Regions from separate parts of the Homo sapiens genome. Here region 1 is linked to region 2. Evidence: read pairs that join two places in POLR2A ChIA-PET (ENCODE). Cell type or tissue: GM12878. All regions are shown on one strand. Links, peaks and the distances in the headings refer to the core of each region. The heading gives the core; the rest is flanking DNA.

Region 1 (4,523 bases), core at 307-4,306, 68 kb before region 2:
GTTTCAGCATTATGACAATGTGGAAGAGATACACATTCAGCATGCTTCTTGACTTACAATAAGGTTATGTTAGAGAAGCATCTGTATATAATATAATATTATATCGTCCTTGTGCTGTGCATTAGATTTCAAGGCTTATTCATCCTATGTAACTGCAGTTTTGTACCCTTTGACCTACATCTCCCCCTGGTCCCTTTGGTAACTGCCAGTCTACTCTCTGTTTTGATTATTTTTAGATTCCTCATATAAAAGAGATCATATGATATTTGTTGTTCTGTGTCTGGTACATTTCACTTAACGTAATGTCCTCCAGGTTAATCCATGTTGTCACAACTGGCAGGATTTCTTCCTTTTTAAGGCTAAATAATATTCCATTGTGTGTGTCACACACACACACACACACGCACACCACATTTTCTTTATCCAGTCATCTGTCAATGGACACATTGTTTTCATATCTCAACTACTGTGAATAATGCTGCTTTAGAAGCACAGTAAGAAGTCACCCGGAACCTTCTCCCTGCCACCACCCAACCCCAAGGCCTTGTCCTAAGTCAGGAAGAGGGAAGCCTGAGAAGAGAAAAAAAAAAAAAAAAAAGGGAAAGACAAAATGGTATCTCTGTGAGCTTTGGCGATTGAGAAACAGCTAAGACTGGAATTCTCCCTGACCCATTCCTGAGTTTTCTGAGCTTGCAACCCCTGCAGGCATGCCTTGCAAGTCACATATTATAATTCCTATTTTCCAGGCAAAAGATTAAAGACTCAAAGTACAGTTGACTGGTTATAGAAATGTGCTTGTCTGACTGCTGGATTACCATCCCTCTGGACCTCCTGCCAGTATTAGAACCCTAATTTTTAAAGGCACCAGGTGGGCCATGCTCAGGGGAGGCTGAGCTGCTTGCTGCCAATGTAAGGGAATCATGATTAAACTATGCCAGTGATCTGAGCACTGGCTGCCCATTAGAACCATCCCAGTCTAGTTAAACCAGCTTATCTGGAGTAAGTCTAGGCCTCAGTAGTTTTATAAAGCTCCCCAGTGATTCAAAAGTGCAGCCAGGACGGGGATGGGCCAACCTAAACTACTCATGATAATTTCCATTCTCATTAGCATGGAGGGAGAGTGTTCTGCAGGGTTCTGGGAAAGCAAAATTCCTTTCTTTGAAACACAAACATATTGTGTTGATGAAACAGGCTGTGCTGCACCCTGAGGTGATGCCTAGAACTGTGGACACCATCTGGAGAACAAAAGCCAGCACACTAAAGTCGGCAGGGGAAAAAGAAGGGGAAAGCCCGGCTACTTAAGATATTATTGGACCGAGCTCACGCCGGTAATCCCAGCACTTTTGGAGGCTGAGGCAGGCAGATTGCCTGAGGTCAGGAACTCAAGATCAGCCTAGCCAACATGGTGAAACCCCATCTCTACTAAAAAAAAAAAAATACAAAAATTAGCCATGCATGGTAGCAGGCACCTGTAATCCCAGCTAGCCAGGAGGCTGAGGCAGGAGAATCGCTTGAACCTGGGAGGCAGAGGTTGCAGTGAGCTGAGCTGAGATCACGCCACTGCACTCCAGCCTGGGCGACAGAGCAAGACTCCATCTCAAAAAAAAAAAAGAAGAGAACAGATGAATTACCCAACCCTGAAACTGCTCTCACCCGGACTTTCTGTGTTAAGTGAGTTAATAGTTTGATGTGGCCAGTTTTTGTTGGATTTTTTATTACTTGAAGCTGAGAACATTCTATGTGATATAATCACACAGAAAGCAGCAGAGCTGAAAGTCAAGCCAAGTTCAACTCTGAGGCAGCCAATAGAAGCTAAGAGTGAGGAGAGACCAACAGATAAGTGGAGTTATTTGAATCAGATCAGCGGGTTTCTAGATGGTTTTTAACTAGTAAAGGTAGTTTGTTAAGGTTATGAAATTTTTTCTCTTCTTTTTTTCCTATTCATCAGAATCCCTACATGAAAATGAAGAACATCATCTAGTAATTAATTGCCAGGTTTAAAAATATAAAATTGGAGAAGAAGGCCAGGTTTGAAATTTGGAAGGTGGTTGAAATTAACAGCTAAATTTAAGAATCAGGATTGTCTTGGGTTTCAGTAAAACATCTAGTAAATTTATTCATTTAGTCAATAACCTCAGTGACTAATGAGTCAAACCAGTTTTTCAGTCCAGTAATTTTTCATTTAGGGCCCCCAAATTAAATGTTAGAAAGGCCTCTTTCTAACATTTAGTCATTATAAAATAATCAAATCAGTGAAAAATCAGCCACCAGAAATAAAACTGCCTCTTGGAAGGTTCTTATACTTATCTGTATCACCATATTCCAACAGGCAGCTTAAGGAAAGGGGTCTGTCTGTGCCTTTCAGTTCACAAGCAACCTTGAGAAGGCTAGAAATTTCCACAACAGTACCAAAGAACTGCCTGAAGGTGGCGCTCAAGGGCGATAGTAACAGAGTGTGTGATCTGGCAATTTCAGCATTTGCAAGAAGTCAAGCCAGTTTTTCTTTTCTTCCTGATAAAGCTAATTGCCTTGCATTAACACACAGCATAAGACTTCGCAGCACAAAAAGAATAACGGAATTATAAAAGGTATAATTTAGAGGCTTTGTCAAGAGCTGTGATGAGCATATCCTAATAGGTATAAATGTTCTGAAGTACTAATGCTCTATTAAGAGGGGTTTCTGAAGGAGGAACAATGCCTGCATTAGTGTTCGGGCTCTGGAGAGGAAAAGCTTTTTGGTCTGCAATTACTGGTCTCCTATTCTTTACTTTAGAACACATCTACTTGATGCTTGCTATTTTTTTCAGGCACACTTCCCCCCTCTTGTTTCACGTGTACATTCACATGAGTAAAATATTGCTTTTTACGCTTTGCTGGGTATTGAAGTTGCTGTCTGATGGAGAGGCTTAGAGCCTCACCTTGAAGCGGCTTCCCCTAACACTGGGTCTGTGAAGCTTCAAAGTGCAAAACATGCTCATCTAGACAATACCATAAGGCCACCGACTTTGGATTTTCTGCCCTACTTCCTGAGCCTGCATCTCCGACTATTCTTTCCTTTGAAGCTCTATAAAAGTATGCACTCTTGCCTCCCTGTAGAGTAAGCTGCTCCTAGAATAGGAACTGCTAACACTTTCTCTTTTATTGCCTTGACAGTAGCAGACCTCCTACCTCCCAATTCCATATCGCCACCGCCCCCCGAGCTCCAGTACTTTCCCACCTTGGGCTAGGACCAGCATGAACACATCTCCCAGGCACATCCCCTTGCATTTAGGAGGCCTCAGCCCCTGACCTAAGGTTGCCCTGGCTCTTGGCTTTCTCCCTTGAAGATCAGGTTAATCCTACTGAGAAGAGAGAAAGAAATTAAAGTTTATCTTACCTAAGGAGGAAATTCTTTCTGATCCCTATACCTTCAAAGACCCTCCTCTGCACTGGACTGTGAATGCTGAAAGGCAGCCAGGATTGGAGCTGATAGAAATGGATTGCCAGGTAGCATTGGTTAGTCTTATGTCTTTCGTGGCTTCTAAAGCCTCATCTCCTATTAGCAGGAAGACTTGGCCTCCATATTCTCTCCCTTCCCCAGTCTAATAGCCTGGCCTGACTTCCTACCACCTGCCCCTTGAGGTTTCTTTCACCCAGAGTTGCCTCCAGAAGGAAGTAGGCCAAAAAGGGGAAAATCCAAAGTCAGACTTGTGGGGAGGGTGTGAGCCACCAATGGGGACTGAGAATACAAAATTACTTTGGTAGAGGAGTACGTTGTCCCTCCCCAGGACAGAGCTTGTCCCCTTCATCCACATGCATGTTTTGAATTAGACAGATGAAAACACAAATCTCCAATATCTCTTTCTTTCTGAGCAGTACATGTTACCCAGACTAATCACAGGTCATTGAAGGGGTTCAGTTGAATGCAATGATCACATCTTTATTCTTCTTTGGAATAGCTCACAGTGTCCCATCCACAGGCAACTTCACAGCAAGAGGGAGGGCTGGCACAGCCTCATACCTGCTGCCAGAACACAGGGACATGTAATAGTTTTCCTTACCTTTACATTTGAAATCCTCCTGTTGGGGGTTCATTTTGCCCACTGCCCAGACAGGCTGATTTATCAAGACAGAGGAACTGCAAGAGAGAAACAGTTAACTAATTCATGCAGAGCTGGCTCAATGGGATACCAGAGTTTTATTATTACTCAAAACAGTCACCCCCAAAATTTAGAGGCTGGGGTTTTTTAAGGATAATTTGGTGGGTAGGGGGCCAAGTAGTAGGGAGAGCTGACTGGTTGGGTCTGAGATGAAATCACAGGGAGTCAAAGCTGTCCTCTTGTGCTGAGTCATTTCCTGGGTGGGGGCCACAAGACCAGGTGAGCCAGTGTGTTGATCTGAGTAGTGCCAGCTGATCCATCAAGTGCAGGGTCTGAAAACTATCTTGAGCACCAATCTGAGGTTTTACAATAGTGATGTTATCTGTAGGAGCAATTGAGAAGGTTTAGAATCTTGTGGCCTCTAGCTAGCTGCATGACTCCTAC
Region 2 (4,227 bases), core at 1-4,000:
AATTTGGTTAGAGAGCGAAGAAAAAAGAAAAAACTCCTGGATTGCAACACTACGTGACATAACATTCATTGTTAAGAGACAATGATTAACCTGCTGAGTTAATTTTAAAAAAGGGGTGGGGGAAGGTGGTTTTGTGCTTCTCCAAGTGTGTTTCACAGAACACTAGTTCCTTAAGATATTAATAGGAATAATCAAATATACTCAGGAAATATTGTGCTAAATAGAGTTAAACAGGTTTCTTTAGTGAAGGAGCTCTAAGAGCTTTATGAGCTCAGTATGTTGTGAAACTCTAGTGGTGGAATAGAGTAGGTGGCGTTTCCCAAACTTATCTGACCAGAACCCGTTTTCAAACTAGTCTTTCCTCAAATATACTTGGGGAAGGCCTGGGGTTTTCTGAGATGATTTAAGTATGGAACTTTCTGGAAGCTAGGGACTGGCCTTGCTACTCAAAGTGAGTCCGTGCACTTCATTATCATTGTAAGCATCACTTAGGGGCTTGTAAGAAAGCTTAGGTGCTTTCTTACAAGTATCTGGCACCTTGGTGCTCCTCCATGGGGCTTCTCTACACGGAGAGCTTGGACTTCCTCGAAGCATAGCATTCTCAGAGTACTGGACTTCTTCCATGGCAGCTGGCTGCCAAGATGGAGAAAACAGATGCTGCCAGATTCTCAGCCCCACCCCAGACCTACAGAATCAGACTCTGCTTCCTAACAGTATGCCCTGATGGTTTATTATATGCAGATTAAAGCTTGAGAAGCTCAAAATTTCTTCAAGCCTCAGGATATGGTAACACACAATTCTACAGCAGCCATATCTCTAACATTAGCTGTCTGCTATATAACAAACGGCCTGAAAATTTACTGTCTTGAAACACTAATGACTTATTTTTCACAATTTTGTAGGTTGACTTGGCTTAGTTGGTGGGTTCTTCTGCCTTCACTAGGCTGAATTCATGGGCTGGACTGCCAAGGTTTCACTCTTGTATCTGGCGCCTTGGTGCTCCTCCATGGGGCTTCTCTACGAGGAGAGCTTGGACTTCCTCAAAACAGCATTCTCAGAGAACTGGACTTCTTCCATGGCAGCTGGCTGCCAAAGATGGAGAAAACAGATGCTGCCGATTCTATTAAGGCCTGGCTTGAAAGTCCTAGAACAGCACTTCTGCTGCATTCTACTTATTAGTCAAAACAAACCACAAGGCCAATTAGATTTGAGGAGAGGAAAAATGGTTTCCACCTCTCGATAGGTGAAGTACCATGCATATGCAAGGCAAGGAATTGGTAATGGCCGTCTTTGGAGACTATCTACCATACTCTCTACCCCCTCTTGAGTGATATTAGATGCTGTGCATGATCCCTTCTTAAACTCTAAGTACTTGAAAAATGCTTTAATATGTGTCCCAGACTGGCTCCTCCTCCAAGGTAAACAGGAACTTCAACCCACTTTACAAAGGAAAGGTATGTCCCATTTATGGAATGCCAGTGCCAGGGGTGTGGGGAGGGGTGTTAGGTCTCGTTATTCATCAACACCAACTAAAATCATTTATTCTAAACCTACTATGTGCCAGGAACTTGGTTCTGCATATATAGCATTATATAGTATAATGTACAATTCTAAGAGTACTTTCTCAATGATTTCCTATCCTTCTAATGGTAGGAAACAAACACTAAACTAGTAAATCATTAAGTAAACAGAATAATTTTGGAAAGCAATAAGGCTATGAAGAAAATAAAATAGTGTGATGTGATTGTGAGTGACTTTCTAAGTTGATTTAAATTAAGAGGTCAAGGAATACCCCGTGGAGGGATTGTCATTAACTGAGACTTGAAGGATGAGGAGGCAGCTGCTTGAAAAGCTGAGATCACAGTGGCAAAGAGTGCAAGTGCAAAGGCCCTGAGGCAGGGATGGGCTCTACATGCCTAAGGGGCAGAAAGAAAGTCACTGGACCTGGTGCACAGGTCTCAAGGGGCAGGGAGCCTGAGATGGGGCAGGAGGAGTGGGTGGTGGGGTCAGGCGTTCACAGGGCTCTGTAGGTGAGAGCGAGAGTATCTCATTACTTTCTGACTGCCATGGGAAACCACTGGACAGTTTAACGCAGGATGTGACACAGCTTGATTTGCACTTTTACAAAAAGACTCTGGCTGCGTGAGAAATAGATTATAGAGAGAGGGCTGGGCACAGTGGCTCACACCTGTAATCCCAGCACTTTGGGAGGCCAAGGCAGGCAGATCACTTGAGGTCAGGAGTTCCAGACCAGCCTGGCCAACATGGCGAAACCCCATTTCTACTAACAAATACAAAAATTAGCTGGGTATGGTGGCGAGCACCTGTAATCCCAGCTACTCCGGAGGCTGAGGCTTGAAAATTGCTTCAATCTGGGAGGTGGAGGTTGCAGTGAGCTCAGATCACGCCACTGCGCTCCAGCCTGGGTGACAGAGTGACACTCTGTCTTAAAAAAAAAAAAATTATGTAGAGAGAAGAGCAGAAGCAGAGAGACCAGTTAGGAGGCAAATGCAACATTCCAGGCAGGAGGAAATAGCAGCTTGCACTAAGGTGGGGCTCTGGGTGCGGACGAGCCAGGTGGAGTATCCCTGTCCTCGCCAACCTCCTACCATCAGGGAAATGCAGTCAGACGTCATCCCAGACCCTGTGGTTCCACGTGAAGAAATACATGTCTTGATTAGGACTTCACAGGGTAGAACATTGCTCCAAGTCTCTTATCTTTTTTTAGTTTTATTGGGTTTAGATGATGAGGATTAGAATAAAATTTTCCTACATATCCTTTTGTATCTGGAAATATGTGACCATGAGACACTTTATTTCCTTCCTTAATCTTCCAGGGTCCTGACCCAAAATCCAGATTGGTCTGAATTAGGTCTGGTCTGCATCTACTGCAGCAGAAGGTGAGTATAATACCACGGTGAACCCCGGCAGCAGTTTACGGCGCAGCTAGTTAATATTCACTGACTACCTTTGTTCATGTTTCAAATATTTTGGCAAGGCCATCCATCACCTCTTGCCTTCAGAGATTAAGCAGAAAGAAGCTGCTCTATGATTCCTTTCTTCCCACTTGAACCCAGAATGTCCACAGATGCTATATCTGGTGGCCACCTCAATCCCACAGGTACTCTTTAGTTGGGACAGCATGAAGTGACAAAGTTTGTATTTCTTATTTCCATGATATTACCATCTTTTTAAATCCTTTACATGTTGCTGCTTCTGATTTTGCAAGCCATGGGCATGATGTATAACATGTTCAATTTTCTGAGATCATTTCAATTTTTACATTCAATGTATCATTCTAATTGTTATACATTGATGGTTCATTCAATGTATAACAAAACAAATTTCATTTTTTATACTTCTCTAGTTTCATGTAAGCTCCAAAATCAGGGAAAAAAAACTACTTATCAAACCCTATCTCTAAATTTTGTTCAGAAACACAATCACTATAAATAATCTCTGCCTCTGAGAAAGTTTCAATAGGTGTAACTTTGTACATCATTGACTCCTTCAAAATAAAATATTTATCCACTATGTGCCAGGCCTGTGCCAAAAAACTCAGAATCTAATGCAGTTTTGAGCATGATGCTTTAATCAATTAAGAACATAACAAATGACCTTTGTTCATTATAAGCGAATTTCGTTCTACTCTGTTGGGTAGGAGTATACCAGATGGATCAGGTAAACAATGTGACAGGGAGAGAAGCCAGGAGAACAGAAGGCTCTAGCAACACATATCTCATTTCTGCCTTTATTTATTTCCCCAAAACCTTTCTTAAAGTCTGCAGCTAACAGAACAGGCAGTTTTGGAACCTTGACCCCAATGCCTATTTGTTCATGGGTTGGTAAGAGAAAAGGGACTTAGTTTCCCTAGGGGCTCATCAATAAAGAAAAAGAATGGCTTTCTCCTCCTTATTCCTCTGGGAGCTTGGAATAACAGTCATGTTCTGCCTACTAGTTGCAGAAGCTGTTACTTGTGAAGTAAGACAATAGGGTTGATAGTAAGCTGGGTTGATATGGTAAGGAGGGGGAGAGAGAGAGAGAGTGGGGAGGAGGGAGCGAAGTAAGAGGGGGGAGGAGAGAAAAAGTGGTTTAATAAAGAAAACAAGAGCAGTGATAAGAGACTGTTAGAAAGGCAATGAGGAAGTCAGAATCACAGAATCCTGAATGAGAAGTGCAAACTTACTCTTCCAATCCTCTTTTAAAACATAAAGTAGGCTGGGCATG

Evidence for each region. ChIA-PET counts read pairs that join two places held together with the same protein. Peaks named below come from ENCODE experiments on the same cell type or tissue, not always from the same donor. Only the 100,000 strongest peaks of a DNase experiment are listed, where the experiment ranks them.
Region 1: POLR2A ChIA-PET joins it to region 2 with 10 read pairs; 10 of 35 experiments call an interaction of 5 or more read pairs at or near these places.

The regions. Positions count from the first base shown.
Region 1 is chr15:38,688,832-38,693,354 of GRCh38, reverse strand. LOC105370775 (a long non-coding RNA gene) reads right to left here. Exons shown (of 2, transcript XR_007064584.1): 2 at 4,159-4,461. Among named protein-coding and RNA genes, the nearest start is that of LINC02694, 5.5 kb to the left of the region's middle. In GM12878, for the core only: a CTCF peak has its summit at 2,428 (motif pointing right); a DNase peak (open chromatin) is centred at 2,439; H3K27ac peaks cover 2,206 bases.
Region 2 is chr15:38,620,859-38,625,085 of GRCh38, reverse strand. No RefSeq gene overlaps it. Among named protein-coding and RNA genes, the nearest start is that of RASGRP1, 58 kb to the right of the region's middle. In GM12878, for the core only: no CTCF peak of the experiment used is centred there; DNase peaks (open chromatin) are centred at 374 and 2,046.